Linked DNA regions of Homo sapiens: region 2 is linked to region 1. The links are chromatin loops, found by intact Hi-C in ENCODE. Cell type or tissue: B cell. All regions are shown on one strand. Links, peaks and the distances in the headings refer to the core of each region. The heading gives the core; the rest is flanking DNA.

The links. Peaks named below come from ENCODE experiments on the same cell type or tissue, not always from the same donor. Only the 100,000 strongest peaks of a DNase experiment are listed, where the experiment ranks them.
Region 2: a loop joins it to region 1, with 4 times the contacts of the local background. A loop is called at or near these places in 21 of 110 quality-filtered maps.

What each region holds. Positions count from the first base shown.
Region 1 is chr19:41,946,328-41,954,840 of GRCh38, forward strand. No RefSeq gene overlaps it. Among named protein-coding and RNA genes, the nearest start is that of RABAC1, 8.7 kb to the right of the region's middle. In B cell, for the core only: CTCF peaks have their summits at 5,495 (motif pointing left) and 5,704; a DNase peak (open chromatin) is centred at 5,494.
Region 2 is chr19:41,790,412-41,801,145 of GRCh38, forward strand. CEACAM3 (CEA cell adhesion molecule 3) reads left to right here and starts at 6,176. Exons shown (of 7, transcript NM_001815.5): 1 at 6,176-6,330; 2 at 7,178-7,537. The coding sequence starts at 6,267. In B cell, for the core only: CTCF peaks have their summits at 2,881 (motif pointing right), 4,767 (motif pointing left) and 4,969; DNase peaks (open chromatin) are centred at 2,890 and 4,750; H3K27me3 peaks cover 515 bases.

The DNA.
Region 1 (8,513 bases), core at 3,514-8,513:
GTATCTTTAGTAGAGATGGGGTTTCACCATGTTGGCCAGGCTGGTCTTAAACTCTTGACCTCAGGCGATCTACCTGCCTCAGCCTCCCAAAGTGCTGGGATTACAAGCGTGAGCCACTGCACCCGGTCCAGACTAGGCTTTAGACCCACAGGATCCTCTTGTGTCCAGTAAAGGGCAGCTGGGTCTCCAGGGCCAGAAATCCCAAGGTTACCTGTGCCCCAGCCACAGCGACCCCTAGGCCAGGCATTAGAGCCTCAGTCTCCATCTTCCCCCAGGGGTCTCTATCACTGCCACCCACAGGTGTGGAGGTGCTTTGAAAACACTGGCCCTCCATGTCATAGACATGAAGCACTCCTCAAGTGGGTCCTGAGTCCTGGGGCCCTGACCTCTTGACACCTCCATTCCAAATACCCAGACTCCTAGCTTCAGTGACCTTCACACAAAGCTCCACACCGCTGGCCACACTCACTCAGAGACCCCACACCTGAGTACAGGAAACCCTTGACTCAGTTGTCCCAGGAACATTCAGGCATCAGCACTCTCAGGCTCAGCCATGTTTAGAAGGGACCAGCACCCTAGACTCTGCGCCCCAGACTAGAGGACTGAAATGACAGCTCCTGCCGCCCCAAGTCAAAACAGGCACCCCTCAGCCTCATCCCTCCAGCTGCACAACTATGCCCCAAGTCTCTGTCCCCCAAACTAGGAAGTCTCTGCCACCCAGAACTGGGAAACTGTATCTCCATCTCTGTTACCCCAAGGCCGGGCCTTGACTTCTGGTCTCATCACCCCAAACTAGACCACTGATCCCAGTCTCTGCCTCCCCCAAATGGACAACTGAACCCCAATCACTGTCAGCTCAAACTGGACAAAAGGACCCCAGTCACTGTCACCCCAAACTAGAAAGCAAGACCAGTAGTCTCTGTCACCCCAAACATGACATGGATGAGTAATGTCTGGCACATCAAGATAGACAACAAGACCTAAACTGTCACCAGAAATTGGCAAGTGGATGAGCCCAGGAGTTCGAGATCAGCCTAGGCAACATAGTGGGACCCTGTCTCTATCAAAACAACACAAAACAAAATAAATTAGCTGGGCATGGTGGCACGTCCCAGGAGGCCTAGGTGGGACTTGAGCCCGGGGAGGTCAAGGCCACAGTGAGCCATGATTGCGCTACCTCACTCCTGCTTGGGCAACAGAGTAAGACCCTGTCTCAAAAATAAAATGAAATAAAATAGGCCGGGTGTGGTGGCTTAAGCCTGTAATCTCAGCACTTTGGGAGGCCGAGGGGGGCAGGTCACTTGAGGTCAGAAGTTTTAGACCAGCCAGATCAACATGGTGAAACCTCATCTCTGCTAAAAGTACAAAATTAGCCGGGCGTTGTGGCAGGTGCCTGTAATTCCAGCTACTTGAGAAGCTGAGGCAGGAGAATCGCTTGAACCCAGGAGGTGGAGGTTGCAGTGACCCAGGATCGCACCACTGCACTCCAGCCTGGGCGATAGAATGAGACTCTGTCTAAAAAAATAAAATAAGGCCAGGCACGGTGGCTCACACCTGTAATCCCAGCACTTTGGGAGGCCAAGGCAGGCGGATCATGAGGTCAGAAGATTGACTCCATCCTGGCCAACATGGTGAAACCCCATCTCTACTAAAAATACAAAAAATTAGCCAGGCATGGTGGCGCATGCCTGTAGTCCCAGCTACTCAGGAAGCTGAGGCAGGAGAATTGCTTGAACCCAGGAGGCAGAGGTTGCAGTGAGCCGAGATCGTGCCACTGCACTCCAGCCTGGTGACAGAACGAGACTCCATCTCAAAAAAATAAATAAATAAAAATTAAATTAAATTAAATTAGCAAGCTAGTCTGTCACCTCACAAATGTACTGGGACAATGATCTCTGTATAACAACCTACACAACCAGACCCCATTTCTGTTACCCAAAATACATGCAGGGGCCCCAGTCCGTTTCCCAAAAGCAGACAACCAGATACCCAGTCTCTGTCACCCATATATACTCTGGGACCCATCTCTGTCCTGTAAAACTAGACAACCTAGCCCTAGTTTCTTTGCCCCAAATACTGCTTGGCACCCCCAGTTTCTGTCACTCAACACTAGACAACCAGACCCCAGTCTCTGTCACCCCAAATATACCCAGGGATCCTAACCTCTGTCCCACAAAACTAGGCAACTGGACCTCCAGAGTCTATGAGGTCACATGTTCCCTGGTCTCTGTTTTCTCCCCACAAAACTATAAAACCAAATGCTCCATCTCTGTTACCCTGAATACATCACCCTGGGACCCAGTCTCTGTCTCACAGCCCTAGACAACCAACCCCCAGACACTGCCACCCCAAACGGGACAATTGTACTTCTAGGCTTCTAGGGTCTGTCACACCACGTTGAGCAACACGTTGCATAAAATGTGACCTCAGACTAGAGACCTGGGCCCACAGTCCCATTCATCTTCATCTGCTCGACCAGACTCCATCCAGTGTGTCTCCTAAACTAGACGGCCAGACCCCTGGTCCCACTCATGCCAAATGAGACAAGCTAACTTCCATTCTATGTCACCCTAAACTAGACCCTGGAACCCCTATCATTTCATCTCACCCTGGACAACTGATCCCTAATATCTGTCATTACAAACTAGGCAGCTAACCTCCTAGCCCCTGTCACCCCAAATTCAACTTCCCAGTCTCTGTGCCCCAGGCTAGGTCCTGGGATCCCAGTCTTTATCCCACAAAATTAGAAACCAGAACCCCCTGATTCTGCCACCCCAATCTAGGCAAAGAAACCCCCACTTCTGTTTCTTTTTTTTTTTTTTTTTTCAAGACAAGAGTCTCATTCTTTCACCCAGGCTGGAGTGCAGTGGTGCGATCATAACTCACTGCAGCCTGGACCTCCTGTGCTCATGTAATCCTCCCACCTCAGTTTCCCCAAGTAGCCGGGACTACAGGCACGCGCCACCAGGCCTGGTTGATTTATTTTTATTTTTTATTGAGACAGGGTCTTGCTGTTTCCCAGGCTAACCCCCACTTCTGTTGTCCCAAACTGGACATCTGGAACCCCGATCTCCAGCATCCCATACTATCCAACCAGATCCCAGTCTGTTACCCCAACTAGGCAACCAGACCTATAATGGCTGCAGCCTCAAACTAGCCAACTGGTCACCCCAGGTCTTCCACCCCAAGCCAAGGCCCTGATCCCCCCAACTGGTCACCCCAGGTCTTCCACCCCAAGCCAAGGCGCTGATCCCCCCAACTGGTCACCCCAGGTCTTCCACCCCAAGCCAAGGCCCTGACCCCCAGGGCTTTGGTCTTTAGCCAAAATTAGTTGGCCAGTCTTGTGGCCTCTGTAACCCCACCCAGATAATTGGACTGGTAGCCTCTGGCACCAAAGTGAGATAACCAGACCTCCAGTATCAGATACCACAGTGGAGTTCACCAGATCCCCAGTTACTGTTGCTCTAAACTGGTCATCAAACCCTCAGTCTGGTACCCCAAACCTTAAATTTCAGTCTCAACCCAGTGTCACCTCAAAAGAGCCAAGACTCTACATCCAATACCCCTAAGGAGGTGCCAGAAGTCCCAGTCTTCGCCACGAGAAACTAGACAATCAGAACCCAGTCTATCACCCCAAAACAGACCTTAGAATCTCAGCCCCCATCACCCCAACCTAGACAAGAACATTAGTCTCTGCCACCTCCAACAACTGGTTCCTGTCACACCAACCAGATGCAAGTCCCTAATCTGTCACTTAAAGAGAACTGGGCTGGGCGTGGTGGCTCACACCTGTAATCCCAGCACTTTGGGAGGCCGAGGCGGGCAGATCATGAGGTCAGGAGATCGAGACCATCCTGGCTAACACGGTGAAACCCCGTCTCTACTAAAAATAAAAAAAATTAGCCGGGCGTGGTGGTGGGCGCCTGTAGTCCCAGCTACTCGGGGGGCTGAGGCAGGAGAACAGCATGAAACCAGGAGGTGGAGGTTGCAGTGAGCGGAGATCGCGCTACTGCACTCCAGCCTGGGCGACAGAGTGAGACTCTGTTTCAAAAAAAAAAAAAAAAAAATTGAGAACTGAACCCATTTTCTTTTTTAAAGACAGGGTCTCCCAGGCTGGAGCGCAGCGTATGATCCTAGCTCACTGCAGCATCAAACTCTTGGATTCAAGTGATCCTCCTGTCTCAGCCTCCCAAGCAGCTGGAACCACAGGCATGCACCACCATACCCAGCTAATTTTTTCTTTTTTCTTTTTTTTTTTGTAGAGACGGGACCTCATTTTTTGACCCAAGCTGCTTTCAAACTCCTGGCCTCCCAAACAGATCTCCAATTACCATTACCCCAAATCAGAAACTGGATCCCAGGCTATATCACCAAACAAGACCACCAGATTCCCAATCTGTCACTTCCAACCAGCCAGCTGGATCCCAGACTGTCACCAAAATAGACAAGACCTTTGGTCTCTGTCCCCTTGATGAGACAGCAAGCCCTCCAATTTCTCCTACCCCAAACCAAACCTCGAATCTCAAGGTTGTTCAGGAGAGACAGAGAAATGGTACTGTAGTTTTGTTTTTATTTTTATTTATTTATTTATTTTTTCTCGAGACAGAGTCTTGCTCTTTCGCCCAGGCTGGAGTGCAATGGCGCGAACTCGGATCACTGCAACCTCCACCTCCTGGGTTCAAGCCATTCTCCTGCCTCAGCCTCCCAAGTAGCTGGGATTACAAGCGTGCACCACCACACCTGGATAATATTTTTTTTTTTTTTTTTTAAGTAGAGATGGGTTTCACCATGTTGGCCAGGCTGGTCTCAAACTCCTAACCTCGTGATCCGCCTGCCTCAACCTCCCAACTTGCTGGGATTACAGGCATGAGCCACCGCATCTGGCAGGTTTTCATATTTTTGATGGAGTCTTACTATGTTGCCCAGGCTGATCTTGAACTCCTGGGCTCAAGCGTCTTGGCCTTCCAAAGTGCTGGAATTACAGGCATGAACCACCACCTCCGGCCCTGGGACCCTAGTCTTGATCACCCCAGATGGAAGCTTCTGGTCTCAGCATCTCAATAACTCAACACCAGAATTTGAGACCTGTAGCCAGTTGCCTTCAGAATAGGCCTTTGGCCTGAGTACCAACCTCCCCCTGACCCGCAGCTCTAGCCTGCTGCCTCAGTGATCTCAGAACTGAGTGCTTGGGTCTTTGGCATCAGTAGCCTCCAAGCAAAGCACCTCGATCATATTCACTGCAAACCCAGCGATGTAGACTGGACCTAGCGTCCACTCACCAACATGGGCACGGACACTCAGTCTCCCCTGGGGAATACTGGCATTGAGGTCAACAAACACCCTCTGCTACTCCAAAATTGGGATTGGAACCCTGGCCTCTGAGTAGGCCCAGGTGACCTGACTTGGCCGGGGGCACCCCGGGTCCCCACCCTGCCTGGTGCCCCAGGATGAGTCCATCTCTAACTGCCTCCCTGGCGGAAGCACTTGTCTGCCCTCTGGTGGCAGATTCTGGAAGTGCACTCCTGTGTGGCGTCAAGACACCCAGGCTCCCCCTGGTCTTCCCATCTTTTGGGAAGCCTGAAGCCTGGGGGTCTTCCTGCTTCCTTCCACTCACCTCCCACGCAAGTCAGCCACCAAGACCTGTCCTTCAACCTCCTGAATCTCTCTTCCCTGTCTCGCCTCTCCACCCCACTTCCCTGCCCCATCTTCCCCAGCTAGGATCATCGTCCCTCGTCTCACTCCCTCCAGCCCATCCGCCACACAACCTCAGAGGGATAACCCTCTCTGCCCCGCCCCGCCCCTCCCCTGTCCCCGTTCCCCTCCCCTCCCCTTCCCCTCCCCTCCCCTTCCCCTCTCCTCCCCTCTTTTCCTTTTATTTTTCCCTTCCCTTTTCCCCTTCCTCTCCTTTCCTTTCCTCTTTCTTTTTTTTTTTTTTAGAGGGAGCCTCCCTCTGTTGCCCAGATTGCAGTGCAGTGGCGCGACCTTGGATCACTGCAACCTCCGCCCCCCAGGTTCAAGCGATTCTCCTGCCTCAGCCTCCCGAGTAGCTGGGATTACAGGTATGCACCACCATGCTGGGCTAATTTTTGTATTTTTAGTAGAGACAGGGTTTCGCCATGTTGACTAGGCTGATCTCGAACTCCTGACCTCAGGTGATCCACTCACCTCAGCCTCCCAAAGTGCTAGGATTACAGGCATGAGCCATCATGCCCGGGCTAACTTGCAATTTTCTATTTAATCCGCACACCCCCCGCCCCCGCCTTCTTTTTGAGACAGGGTCTCACTCTGTCACCCAGGCTGGAGTGCAGCGGTGATGCAATCTCGGCCCACTGCAGCCTTGACCTACTGGGCTCAAGCAATCCTCCCACCTCTGCCTCCCAAGTAGCTGGGACCACAGGCATGCGCCACCACACCTGGCTAATTTTTGTATTTTTTGTAGAGACAGGGTGTTGCCATGTTGCCCAGGCTGGTCTCGAAGTTCTGAGCTCATGCAGTCCACCCACCTTGGCTTCCCAAAGTGCTGGGATTATAGGCATGAGCCACCACACCCAGCAACTCTTGTTTGTTTGTTTTTAAAGAGATGGGGTATCTCTGTGTTGCCCAGGCTGAGTGCAGTGGCAGTCATGGCTCACTGTAGCATTGAACTCCTGGACTCAAGTTATCCTCCCACCTCAGCCTCCCAAGTAGCTGGGACTACAGGCCCACACTACCATGCCCAAATAACTGTTTAACTTTTTTGCAGAGATGGGGGTCTTGTTGTGTTATCCAGGCTGGTCTCAAACTCTTGGGCTCATGCAATCCTCCCACCTTGGTTTCCCAAGGTGTTAGGATTATACAGGCATGAGCCATGGTGCCCAGCCTTAATCATGTTTTTTTTCTTTTTTTTTTTTTTTGAGATCGAGTCTCGCTCTGTCACCCAGGCTGGAGTGCAGTGGCGCGATATTGGCTCACTGCAAGCTCCGCCTCCCAGGTTCACGCCATCCTCCCGCTGAGTAGCTGGGACTACAGGCGCCTGCCACCACGCCTGGCTAATTTTTTTGTATTTTTAGTAGAGACGGGGTTTCACCATGTTAGCCAGGGTGGTCTCGATCTCCTGACCTCGTGATCCGCCCACCTCAGCCTCCCAAAGCGCTGGGATTACAGGCGTGAGCCACTGCGCCCGGCCTCTTAATCGTGTTTTTAAAAGTAAAAAACAAAAGGTGAAATGAATAATAATTTAATCCACTATATCAATAAATTATCCTTCCAACACACATAATCAACATAAAAATTATTATTATTTTTGAGACAGAGTCTTTCTCTGTTACCCAGGCTGGAGTGCAGTGGCACAATCTTGGCTCACTGCAACCTCTGTGTCCCAGGTTCAAACAATTCTCCTGCCTTAACCTCCCAAGTAGCTGGGATTATAGGCATGTGCCACCATGCCAATTTTTTTTTTTTTTTTTTTGAGATGGAGTCCTGCTCTGTTGCCTAGGCTGGGGTGCAGTGGTGCGATCTTGGCTCACTGCAACCTCCGCCCCCTGGGTTCAAGCAATTCTCTGCCTCAGCCTCCCAAGTAGCTGGGATTACAGTGCACCGCCACCATGCCCGGCCAATTTTTTTGTATTTTTAGTAGAGACGGGGTCTCACCATCTTGGCCAGGCTGGTCTTGAACTCCTGACCTCGTGATCCACCTGCCTCGGCCTCCCAAAGTGCTGGGATTACAGGCGTAAGCCACCGCGCCAGGCCAATTTTTGTACTTTTAGTAGACACAGGGTTTCACCATATTGGCCAGGCTGGTCTAAAACTCCTGGCCTCAAGTGATCTGCCTGCCTCAGCCTCCCAATAGTGCTGGGATTACAGGTGTGAGCCACCATGCCCAGCCTATAAAAATTATTGAGATATTTTACTCCATTTTCATACTAAATCTTCGAAGTCTGGTGTGCATTTCACACTCATAGCATGTCTCAGTTTGGACCAGCCATGTTTGAGGCAGCCGCATATGGCTGGCCACCATATCTGACAGGAGAATTCCAGAACAGTGGGCATCAGTGGGCTCTGGGTGAGCACCTGCTGCATCAAGGATGAGTGGGTGAGTTCTGCTGAGGAGACACGAGGTTGGAGAGGCTGCATCCCTGAGGCCTTGGCACTCGCTGTCCCTCTCCTTGGGAAACTCCACCCACTTCTTGTGTCTCCTCAGAGAGCCCTCCCAGACCACCCCTATCTAAAGTAATTGGCGGGGCACGGTGGCTCACACATGTAATCCTAGCACTTTGGGAGGCCAAGACAGGTGGATCACCTGAGGTCAGGAGTTCGAGACCAGCCTGGGCAACACAGTGAAACCCTGTCTCTACCAAAAATACAAAAAAATCAGCCGGGCGTGGTGGCAGGCGCCTGTAATCCCAGCTACTCGGGAGGCTGAGGCAGGAGAATCACTTGAAACCGGGAGGTGGAGGTTGCAGTGAGTCGAGATCGCGCCATTGCACTCCAGCATGGGCAACAAGAGCGAAACTCCATCTCAAAAAAATTAAAAA
Region 2 (10,734 bases), core at 2,288-7,287, 160 kb before region 1:
CAGCCTGGGTGACAGAGTGAGTCTCCATCTCAAAAAAATAAAATAAAATAAAAATAGATAAATAAATTCTAATCTCTTCCCTCCTTCTGTTGCTGCCACTAACGCTGATGTCCATGGTCTCTAGCAGCCTGAATCCAGGTAAATAAGACTGTCTGTGAAGGGAAAACTGGGGGGAGAAAATGTGGCAAAACAGGCCACACGTGCATCAAAATGTAGCCCTTTCAGCCACAGAAATTGGGAGCAAGTGAGCCTTTCTCAGTGCCAGTTTCCTCATTTACTAAAAGAAGCAAACTGTACTTACTTCCATGGTCGCGAGGGTTAAATGAGATATTGTATGTGACAGTGTCTGCAACTACAGCCGGCAAATATATATATATATACACACTGGTTCAAGAAAGATTTGCTTCCTTGCCTTCTCCCCCAAGATTTTCCCAGAAAAGTAATGCACTTCCCCAGGGCCAAACTTGGTGGCAGTTGTGGGAGGATGTTAAAGGCAACTGCACGTTCATTAAAGTTAAGGAAATTTTTGCTTTCATTCCCTTTTTGTAAAGACAGGATCTCAGTCTATCACCCACGCAGGGGTACAGTGGTGCCATCATAGCTCACTGCAGCCTCAAACTCCTGAGCTCAAGCAGTCTTCCTGCCTTGGTCTCGCAAATATATATAAATAGAAGTGTACCCCACATGCCTGGCTAATTTTTTTTTTCTGTAGAGACGGGGTCTCACTGTGTTGCTCAGGCAGATCTCAAACTTTGCTTGTATTCTTTTTTTTTTTTTTTTTTTGAGACGGAGTCTCACTCTGTCTCCCAGGCTGGAGTACAGTGGTGCAATCTTGGCTCACTACAACCTCCGCCTCCCGGGTTCAAGCGATTCTCCTGCCTCAGCCTCCTGAGTAGCTGGGATTACAGGTGCACACCACCATGCCCAGCTAATTTTTGTATTTTTAGTAGAGACGGGGTTTCGCCATGTTGGTCAGGCTGGTCTCGAACTCCTGACTTTGTGATCCACCTGCCTCGGCCTCCCAGCTGGGATTACAGGCGTGAGCCACCGCACCTGGCCCACTTGTATTCTTTAGAGTGTACCAAGTATGCACACATTTTAATGCTATTTAATGGTAATGTAATAAACTGAAGAAAATCCTATCACCAGATAGTGTCCAACTTTGAAGCTTTAGTCACACCAAGCCCTGCTGCAACAACGCACCCTTTGGGAAGCAGACCTTTGGTTAAAGGTTTTGAGTTTACTCCAGTTTTCACTACAAGCAAAGTGGCCCAGACCTTTGCAAAGAAACCACCTAGAAGAGAGCTCACCCCACCAGGTGCAGTGGCTCACACCTGTAATCCCAGCACTTTGGGAGGCCAAGGCGGGCAGATGATTTGAGGTCAGCAACTCAGGACTAGCTGATTAACATGGTGAAACCACGTCTCTACTAAAAATACAAAAAAATTAGCCGAGCATGGTGGCATATGCCTGTAGTCCCAGCTACATGGGAGGCTGAGTCAGGAGAACAGCTTGAACCCATGAGGCAGAGGTTGCAGTGAGCCAAGATCGCGCGCCACTGCACTTCAGCCTGGGCAACAGAGCAAGACTCCATCTCAGAGAGAGAGAGAAAGAGAGAGAGCTCACCCCATGTATATTTCCACTTGGGAGCATCATCTTTCCAAGGGCCACTTTGAGGTGAAATGGCTTTTTTACATACTCAGCATCAATTTGGTCCTAAAATCAGGAGACATTCACCCTTCTCCACCCCAATTTCCAACATCCCCTCCTTTGTAGAGAGAGCACTCTGGAAGCCACTGAGCCCCATAGCCCTAGGGCCTAGACCACTATTCCAAAAGGGAAGACTTTTCCATTACTATGACAGACACCCAGGCTGGAGTCCTCTGCCTGCACTCAAAGCTCTAACCCCAACCTCTTTTTCCAGTGCAAACCCTTCTACTCACTAAAAATTTCTCTCCACTCAAACTAGCCTGTTTGCCCTTCCCTGAACGGGGCTTGTGTTTTCCCATCAGCTCAACTTTGCTCACATGCCCAGCTCAAAACCACATTTCCACAGGCCAGACAAGTGCTCAGTTCTTCCCACACGTAGATGAGTGCTCTGCCTCCTGAGAGCCTGCTTAGCCCTACTGGACACTGTCTTGTTGCACTTATCATCTGCTGCCTTATATTGAAGGCCTTCATATGCCTCTCCTGCCTCCACCCCCTGCCCTTCTAAATTTCAAACTCCTTGGCCGCACAGACTGGTGCACTGTTTCCATATCCCTCACGCTATCCAGCTCAGCACTTGGCAAACATTAGCTCACCACAAGAATGCATCCTCAGGTTTTTAAGTCAGACAAGGGCTTCATAGCAGTTCTATTGACATTGGGGATGAACAGTTCCTTGCGGTGGGGGCTGTTCTGTGCATTGTGAGACGCTCAGCAGCATCCACGTGGCCTCTTTCCACTAGATGCCAATAGCAGCCTTCCCTCTCTCCCGTCCCCACCCCGGTATGAAAACCAAAAATGTCTCCAAACATTGCCAAATGTCCCCTGGGCGGAAACCACCCTCAGTCCACAACCACTACTCTATACCAATAGTTCTCCACCTGGCCACACATTCAGACTCACCTGAACATTTACACTCAGCCTGGAAGTCAGGGGGACCTAGATCCAAATCCTAGCTCTGTCACTCCCTTTGCAACCCTGACAAGTCGCTTCACTTTTTTTTACCCTGTTTTATCGTCTTAAGATGAATAAATATCCCTTCTCACAATCTTGTTGTGAAGATTAAATGATCCGCAGCGTGACCTAGAAAGGGTTTAATAAATGGACTGTGTAGAATTTCTAAGTCGCTCCTAAAGCACGAGGGTGAGGAACTGCGGAAAGTTCTCTGCGCCGCCAGGAGGCGCCATCATAAACCACGTCGGTGGGTGGCCGCCAGGCTCCAGCTTTGTTTCCCAGCCAAGCAAACTTTGCAATGTGGGCCTGAGTCTGAGCTACTTCGTAGCTGGAGGAAATGACACTCCTCCTCATCCCCCAAAATAATTCTCAAAATAAAATCGAATCTTATTTTATCTTTTCATGACATACATGCTCAATATGCTTTTCACAGGGGAGAGGGAAAAAAGAAATGGATGAGAATATATGAGGATATTATGAAAGAAATCATATTTTATATGATTTATAATAGATGACTCATTACTTATAATATTACTTGTTAATCATAAAATTACTTATAATAATAGCTGACATGTTTTAAGAACTCCTGTGTCTCAGGCATTGTTCTAAGCACTTCACATTTATCTCATTTTATCCTCACAGAAATCTTATGCATTTTACATTTTTTTACTTTTCATTTTTCAGACTTTCAAAAATATTGTAAAAATAGTCAGAGTTCCAGTATATCCTTCATCCAGCTTTTTCAAATAACCTTAACTCTAAAGCAATTATCAAAATCAGTCACCTAGCATTGATACAAAAAATTTTAAAATATAGAAATATGGGGCCGGGCACGGTGGCTCACGCCTTTAATCCCAGTACTTTGGGAGGCCAAGGAGGGTAGATCACGAGGTGAGGAGATCGAGACCATCCTGGCTAACACGATGAAACCCCGTCTCTACTAAAAATACAAAAATTAGCCAGGCGTGGTGGCAGGTACCTGTAATCCCAGCTACTCGGGAGGCTGAAGCAGGAGAATCTCTTGAACTCAGGAGGTGGGGGTTGCAGTGAGCCCAGATCGAGCCACTGCACTCCAGCCTTGGCGACAGAGTGAGACTCTGTCTCCAAAAAAAAAAAAAAGAAATATTAAAATTTTGCTAATCATCCCAGTCATGTCTTTTTTCTGCTCCAGAGTCCAACCCAGGATCCCACACTGAATAACACTGTCACATTTCCTAGGCCTCCTCCAACCTGGGGGAGTTTCCCACTCTTTCCCTCTCTCAGGACCTTGATGCTTTTGAGGAGGTCTGGTCAGTTGTTTTGTAGAATGCCCCTCAATTTGGGTTTGTCTCATGTTTCCTTGGGATGTTTCAGGTTATGCATTTTGGGCAAGATTAGCACAGAAGCGATGTGTCTTTCTCAGGACATCCCAGCCGGAGCCCCAGGATGTCTATATCTCTCATTACCGATGAGGTTCACTTTAAGCGCTTGGTTCAGGTGGTGTCTGCCAGGTTTCTCTACTGTGAAGTTACTATTCATCTCATTGTAATTAATAAGTATCTTGTGGACAGGTACTTTGGAAATATGCAAATAGCCAGTTTGTTCTTAGCATACTTTTACCAATTAATTTCTAGAATCCAGAGATAATTGTAGCCGATAAACAATTCTTACTGTGGTGTTAGCCAGTGATTTTCTGCTTCCATCATTGCTTCTACACTGATTAACTGGAACGCTGCTGTAAGAAAGAGCTAGTTCTTCTTTCTCATTTATTTATGTATTCACTTATTTATATATATATCAGCATGGACTCTCAAGTATTTATCGGTTGGACTACATTACTATTATTATTGATTATGTTGCTATATTGTCCCCAAATTGGCCATTGGGAGCTTCTTCTAGTTGGCATTTGTGATACTTTCCACACATCCCCATCATTTTTCAAGTTGTGCCTTACTCTCAGGCCCCGCAAGATGCTCCAGTCTCCTCTTGTGGTTTCCTGCCCCAGCCCTGGAATCAGCCATTTCTCCAGGGAACCCTGGTTCCTTTCATGGGAGAATGATGTTTACAGACCATGGGCGCCCATATGCCCATTGCTAGTAGGTGCCGGTGCTTCTATGCCCTCTAGTGGTCAGAGCTGGGAAATAACACACCCACACTAGTGTACTGTTACCCACATTTCACAAATTAGGTAAATGAGGCACAGAAAAGTTAGGCAACTTGACCAACATCACAGAGAAAATAGGTAGTGGAACTGGGAAATGAAAATAATGACAGATGCACCACAAGTTCTAACAAGCAAAAGTAGCTTTTTCACACATCCACATCAGCAGAAAGCCACAAGCCCAATATTCCGGCGTAGACACTCTTTGAAAACCAGAATTCCACAGCAATAACCACGATGACAACCACCATGTACTCAACACCCGCCTGGGCACGGGGCTCCCACAGCAGCTCACTTATTCCCAACAACTCTGCAAGGAGGATTTTACCATCCTCCTTTTACAAATCAGGGAATCAAGGATCATAGAAGCCACGTGACTTGTCCAAGTCAACATAGTTAAGTGACAGAACCATTAGCTGTCCCCAGGTACATCTGGACATAAAGTTCATGTTTATGCCACTGTGTCAGCATTTCCAAAAACTGATTTTAGGCGAAACGTAAGTAAGCTTTTTAAAAACTTTAATACTTATGCGTTTATTTTAATATACATTGAGAAAACATTTAAGCACACATCAAATCTGTAATTTCATGGACAATATTGCATAAGACAAGGATGTTTTGTCTCCAACTCCTGGCCTCAAGCCATCCTCCCACCATAGCCTCTCGAGTAGCTGGGATCACAGATCTGAGCCACCGATCCCTGCTAGGACAGGATGTTTTGTAAACTAAATTTATTTAGAAAAAAGGATGAAATATATAATAATAAAGGTGGTACAAGCTAGAGAGAAAATCATAAAGTCAGCCTAGAAATGTCTGGTGTCTGGATGACATAAAGCTACAGCACTGTGAAGCCTCATTCTCAGTTACTCCCAGGAAATTAGAGTCACATAATGCTGCAGAAAGAACAGCTCAGAATCTTAGATCCGGGCTTTAGCCCTAGATATATCCATTTGTAGGACCCCAGACATCTCTGTGACCTCCTTGCTGGGAGTAAATCCAACCTTCCCAGACATGTGAGAACAGTAAGAAGACCCTGCACACACAAAGGAGTTTCTCCGTCACAGAGAAAATAACACCAGGTTCAGGGACCCCAGGGACTCTGCATGGTGCTGACAGACCCAAGGCCAAGGCAGAGCAGAGGTCCACGCTGGGGAGGGAGGGTCATCCTGTTATGAAACAGGGATCCAAGTAAGCCTTGCTTCTCAGAGCCTGGTCTGGGGAACTCAAATGTAGACAGAAGGGAGAAAGGAAGAAGAGAAAATGAGGCAAAACTGAGAGGGGAGGGGACAGAGAGGTGACCTGGGCAGAGCTTCACCCATGACCCTGGAAAGTGCTCCTGCCCTGGGAGGAGGCTCAGCATGGAAAGAGGAAGGACAGCAGAGCCTAAGTCACAGTAGCCCTGACTACAGCATTCCTGGAGCCCAGGCTCTTTTCCACAGAGGAGGAAAGAGCAGGCAGCAGAGACCATGGGGCCCCCCTCAGCCTCTCCCCACAGAGAATGCATCCCCTGGCAGGGGCTTCTGCTCACAGGTGAGTGGAGGATTCCTGGGAGTGGGCAAGAGGAGGGATCACAGAGAATGGCTGGGGTCTCCTGGGGAGGATGGGGCTCTGATAGGGGACAGAAGGCTTCTGCTGAAGCCTCAGGGGAGAGAACATCAGAGAGGGACACGGGTCACAACAAGACAATCACATTGAACTGGGATTGATAAGAGGGAGGAAAATCCATTGATCATGTTTTCCAAGTTAATCATTACTGGCCACTACAATTAGAAAATGATAAGAATAAGAATTACATCAGGGTGATACTTTAAATAAAAATATAACCAGGGCACTAAAACCTGTCTTTGACCACCAACCACAAGTTGCAAAATAACCACCACTCCTTAACTCATCCACCAGTATTTGCAATCAAATTTTAGGCACTGGCGTACAACAAATATCAGACAAGTCTCTGTGTTCAAAGAGCTTACACTCTTGCAGAGATGAAGATAGACACCCAAAGAGATCTAGAATGTGAGTTCAGGTGTTGACAAGAGCCCTGGAGGGAACAGAGCAGAAAAAGGTCAGAAAGGGAAGACCCAGGGTCTCTAGAGGAGGTGTCAGGGGAGGGATCTCCCAAGGATGCCCTGATGTGAGCAGGATCTGAGGGCAGTGGGGAGGGAGCCATGCAGACCCCTGGGGAAGGGGATTCCACACAGGAAAATGCCAAGGTTAGAGGTGCTGAAGAAAGAAAGGTCACGTTACTGACCTTGACCAAGTGGGACACACATACACTCTCCAAGGCTGAAGGGTGAAGAGACTCTCTCAGGACCCAGGGCCCCATCTTTCCATCCCAATACATGGGTCCCAATATTGACTGATGCTTTCTCCCTCCTAGCCTCACTTCTAAACTTCTGGAACCCGCCCACCACTGCCAAGCTCACTATTGAATCCATGCCGCTCAGTGTCGCAGAGGGGAAGGAGGTGCTTCTACTTGTCCACAATCTGCCCCAGCATCTTTTTGGCTACAGCTGGTACAAAGGGGAAAGAGTGGATGGCAACAGTCTAATTGTAGGATATGTAATAGGAACTCAACAAGCTACCCCAGGGGCCGCATACAGCGGTCGAGAGACAATATACACCAATGCATCCCTGCTGATCCAGAATGTCACCCAGAATGACATAGGATTCTACACCCTACAAGTCATAAAGTCAGATCTTGTGAATGAAGAAGCAACTGGACAGTTCCATGTATACCGTGAGTATTTCCACATGACCTCTGGGTGTTGGGGGTCAGTTCTACTTCCCACATATGGGATTGTCAGGCCTGGGCTGTGCCTGTGGCCCTCTCTGCATTACATTCTGTATCAGGGTTTGGACATTTAGTGCAGGACACACACGGGGGAGACAAACTTCCACAGATCAGAATTCCTTTCCTGCATCCAGACCCTGCAGACACTCGCTGCAGAGGAAGGACAGTCTGATGGGGGGACTCAGCAGGGCAAGGTCAGTGTCAGAAAAGAACCCCATGGTCTCCCCATGGACCTGACCCTAAGAAAGACCCTGGAGAACTGGATCAGGGCCTGGCCTGAGGGGTCCCCCTAGGATTCTCAGAGAGAAGCTCAACTCTTCCCAGAACTGAGCCCCTGTGCAAATCCCTGTCCCAGATTCCTGACTCCAGGTGACCCTGGGGACCCTAGGGATCCTGTGCCAGGGCTGAGTGAGGCCTCCTGGGCAGGGCTGACTGGGAGCAAGAATTTACCAGCTGTCTGAGGGTCGTGGCTCCTGGAGTTGGTCACCAGCCAGGGTCCAGCCCCAAGAACCTCTCCTGGGCAAGGACAGGGCCTCATCCTTTACCTGAGACTCAGCATGGAGTGAACAGATGGACAAGATTACTAGGGCATGAGCCCACTGCCCAGGGGAACTTAGATGACTCCATGGGAAGTTCAGTATCCCCAGGGGGAGGAAAAAGAAGAGAGAAGATGCTCCCAGCAGCTCCTTTTCCACAAGGGATCAGACTCAGGGACCTCTCTTTTGGAGGCAAATAAGCATAGATGCTGTTCCTTTGGGCAGCTCCTCTATACACAGCTGAGGTCAAGTAATTGTAAATATTTTGAGATTAATTCACAAACAACGTCACAGCCAAATAGCACTTATCCTACTTATTGAAAAAAAAAATTGAGGAACAGGGAGACAGTCACCGACTAGGGTCACACAAGTCAAAGGTGTCAGATTAGAGTCACACGAGGTCTCTCTGCAGCCACAGCTGCCTCTTCTCCACCAGGGGACGGCTGGCGTTATTATTAGACATCTGCAGGCCTGAGACCAGTCCTAAGTTCTCTTTCCTTTTTCTTGGGCATCCACATCTCAGAGGGGGAGATTTTGGTCTGGAGAGTAAGGGGCAAATGGAAAATTAATCAATTTTTCCTGATATAGTTTGGATGTTTATCCTCTCCAAATCTCATGTTGAAATGTGATCCCCAACATTGGAGGTGAGGCCTGGTGGGAGGCGATTGGATCATGGGGGGCTGTTTCTCATGAGTGGCTCAGCACCATCCCCTTGGTGACAAGTCAGTTCTCACTTTGAGTGCACAGGAGATCTGGTTCTTTAAAAGTGTGTGGCGCCTCCACACTCTCTCTTGCTCCTGCTTTTGCCACATGACACCACCTGCTCCCCCTTCTCCTTCCACCATGATTGTAAGCTTGCTGGGTCTCACCAGAAGCCGAGCAGACGCTGGTGCCATGCCTGTATAGCCTGCAGATCCCTGCATCAATTAAATCTCTTTTCTTTATAAATTACCCAGCCTCAGACATTTCCTTATAGTAACAAAAAATAGCCTAACACATTAGCCTAACCTAGAACTAAATCCCTTGTGTCAACAGAGTCAGTGCCAGGAATGTCCGGGCCTCCCTCTCAGATGCGCACCACTGCCCTCACTCGACCTGAAATCCTGTGTTTCCTGATGTGTCAGTGACACTCCCACAGGAGGATAAAACACTCCCCACTCACACCCTGCACCAGCGCAGGGCCCAGTGAGAGACACACACTCAGTAGTTCTCTGACGAAGGAGGGAAGGAATGAATGATGAATAATTCTTAAACTCTTCAGAGACCGGATCTTGGATGCAGAATCCTATAAGGTTCTGGCCACACCTGTTTCCTGTCCCTCCAGGGGCCGGGATCCTTGTTGCATTCCTCTAACCCCTGCCCCTAAAGCTACCCCAAGAACCGCATCTCATGGGACTCTGGCACAGCTCACCTGTGGGAAGGTTTTCAGGTCTCCCTGGTCCTGGTTTGTGGGCGGCAGGTCACCCAGGCGCCGAGGCAAGAGACCAAGGACACGAGCTGTTCCAGTATAATAAAATATAAAACAAGAAAAGTTATACCAGATATAGATCTTAGATATGATTATATGTGAATATCATTAATCATTAGTTGGTAGCAATTACTCTTTATTCCAGTATTATAATAATCCTCGCTCTATAATCACAACCTAGGAAAAGCCAGGCCATACAGAGATAGGAGCTGGGGAGACATAGTGAGAAGTGACCAGAAGACAAGAGTGCGAGCCTTCTGTTATGCCCAGACAGGGCCACCAGAAGGGCTCCTTGGTCTAGCGGTGACACTAGCGCCTGGGAAGACGCCCGTTGCCAGGCAGACCGAGGTCTAGCGGTAGCGTAAGTGTCAAGGGAAAACACCCGCTACTTGGCAGACCGGGAAAGGGAGTCTCCCTTTCCCCGGGAGAGTTTAGAGAAGACTTTGCTCCTCCACCTCTTGTGGAGGGCCAGACACCAGTCAGGTCCACTCGCAGTTATCCGGAGGCCTAACCGTCTCCCTATGATGCTGTGCTTCAGTGGTCACGCTCCTAGTCCGCCTTCACGTTCCATCCTGTACGCCTGGCTCTGCCTTCTAGATAGCAGTAGTAAATTAGTGAAAGTACTAAAAGTCTCTGATATGCAGAAATAATGGCATAAGCTGTCTTTCTCTTTGTCTCCTCTCTCTCTCTGCCTCATCTGCCAGGCAGGGAAGGGCCCCCTGTCCAGTGGACACATGACCCACGTGACCTTACCTATCATTGGAGATGACTCACACTCTTTACCCTCCCCCTTTTGCTTTGTATCCAATAAATAACAGCGCAGTCAGACATTCGGGGCCACTACCAGTCTCCGCGCATTGGTGGTAGTGATCCCCCCGGGGCCCAGCTGTCTGTTCTTTTATCTCTTTATCTTGTGTCTTCATTTCTACACTCTCTCGTCTCCGCACATGGGGAGAGACCCACCGACCCTGTGGGGCTGGTCCCTACACTGGTTCTAGAATAACCAGGGGTCTCCTGGTCCCTAGGGTCTCTGAGGTCACTGTAGTCCCCACAGCTCACTGTGATGTAATCTCTGGCTATCTCTGCTACCCCTTGTCCCTTATCTTCCTCCCCTTTCACACCAGTGAGGATGCCCCTGC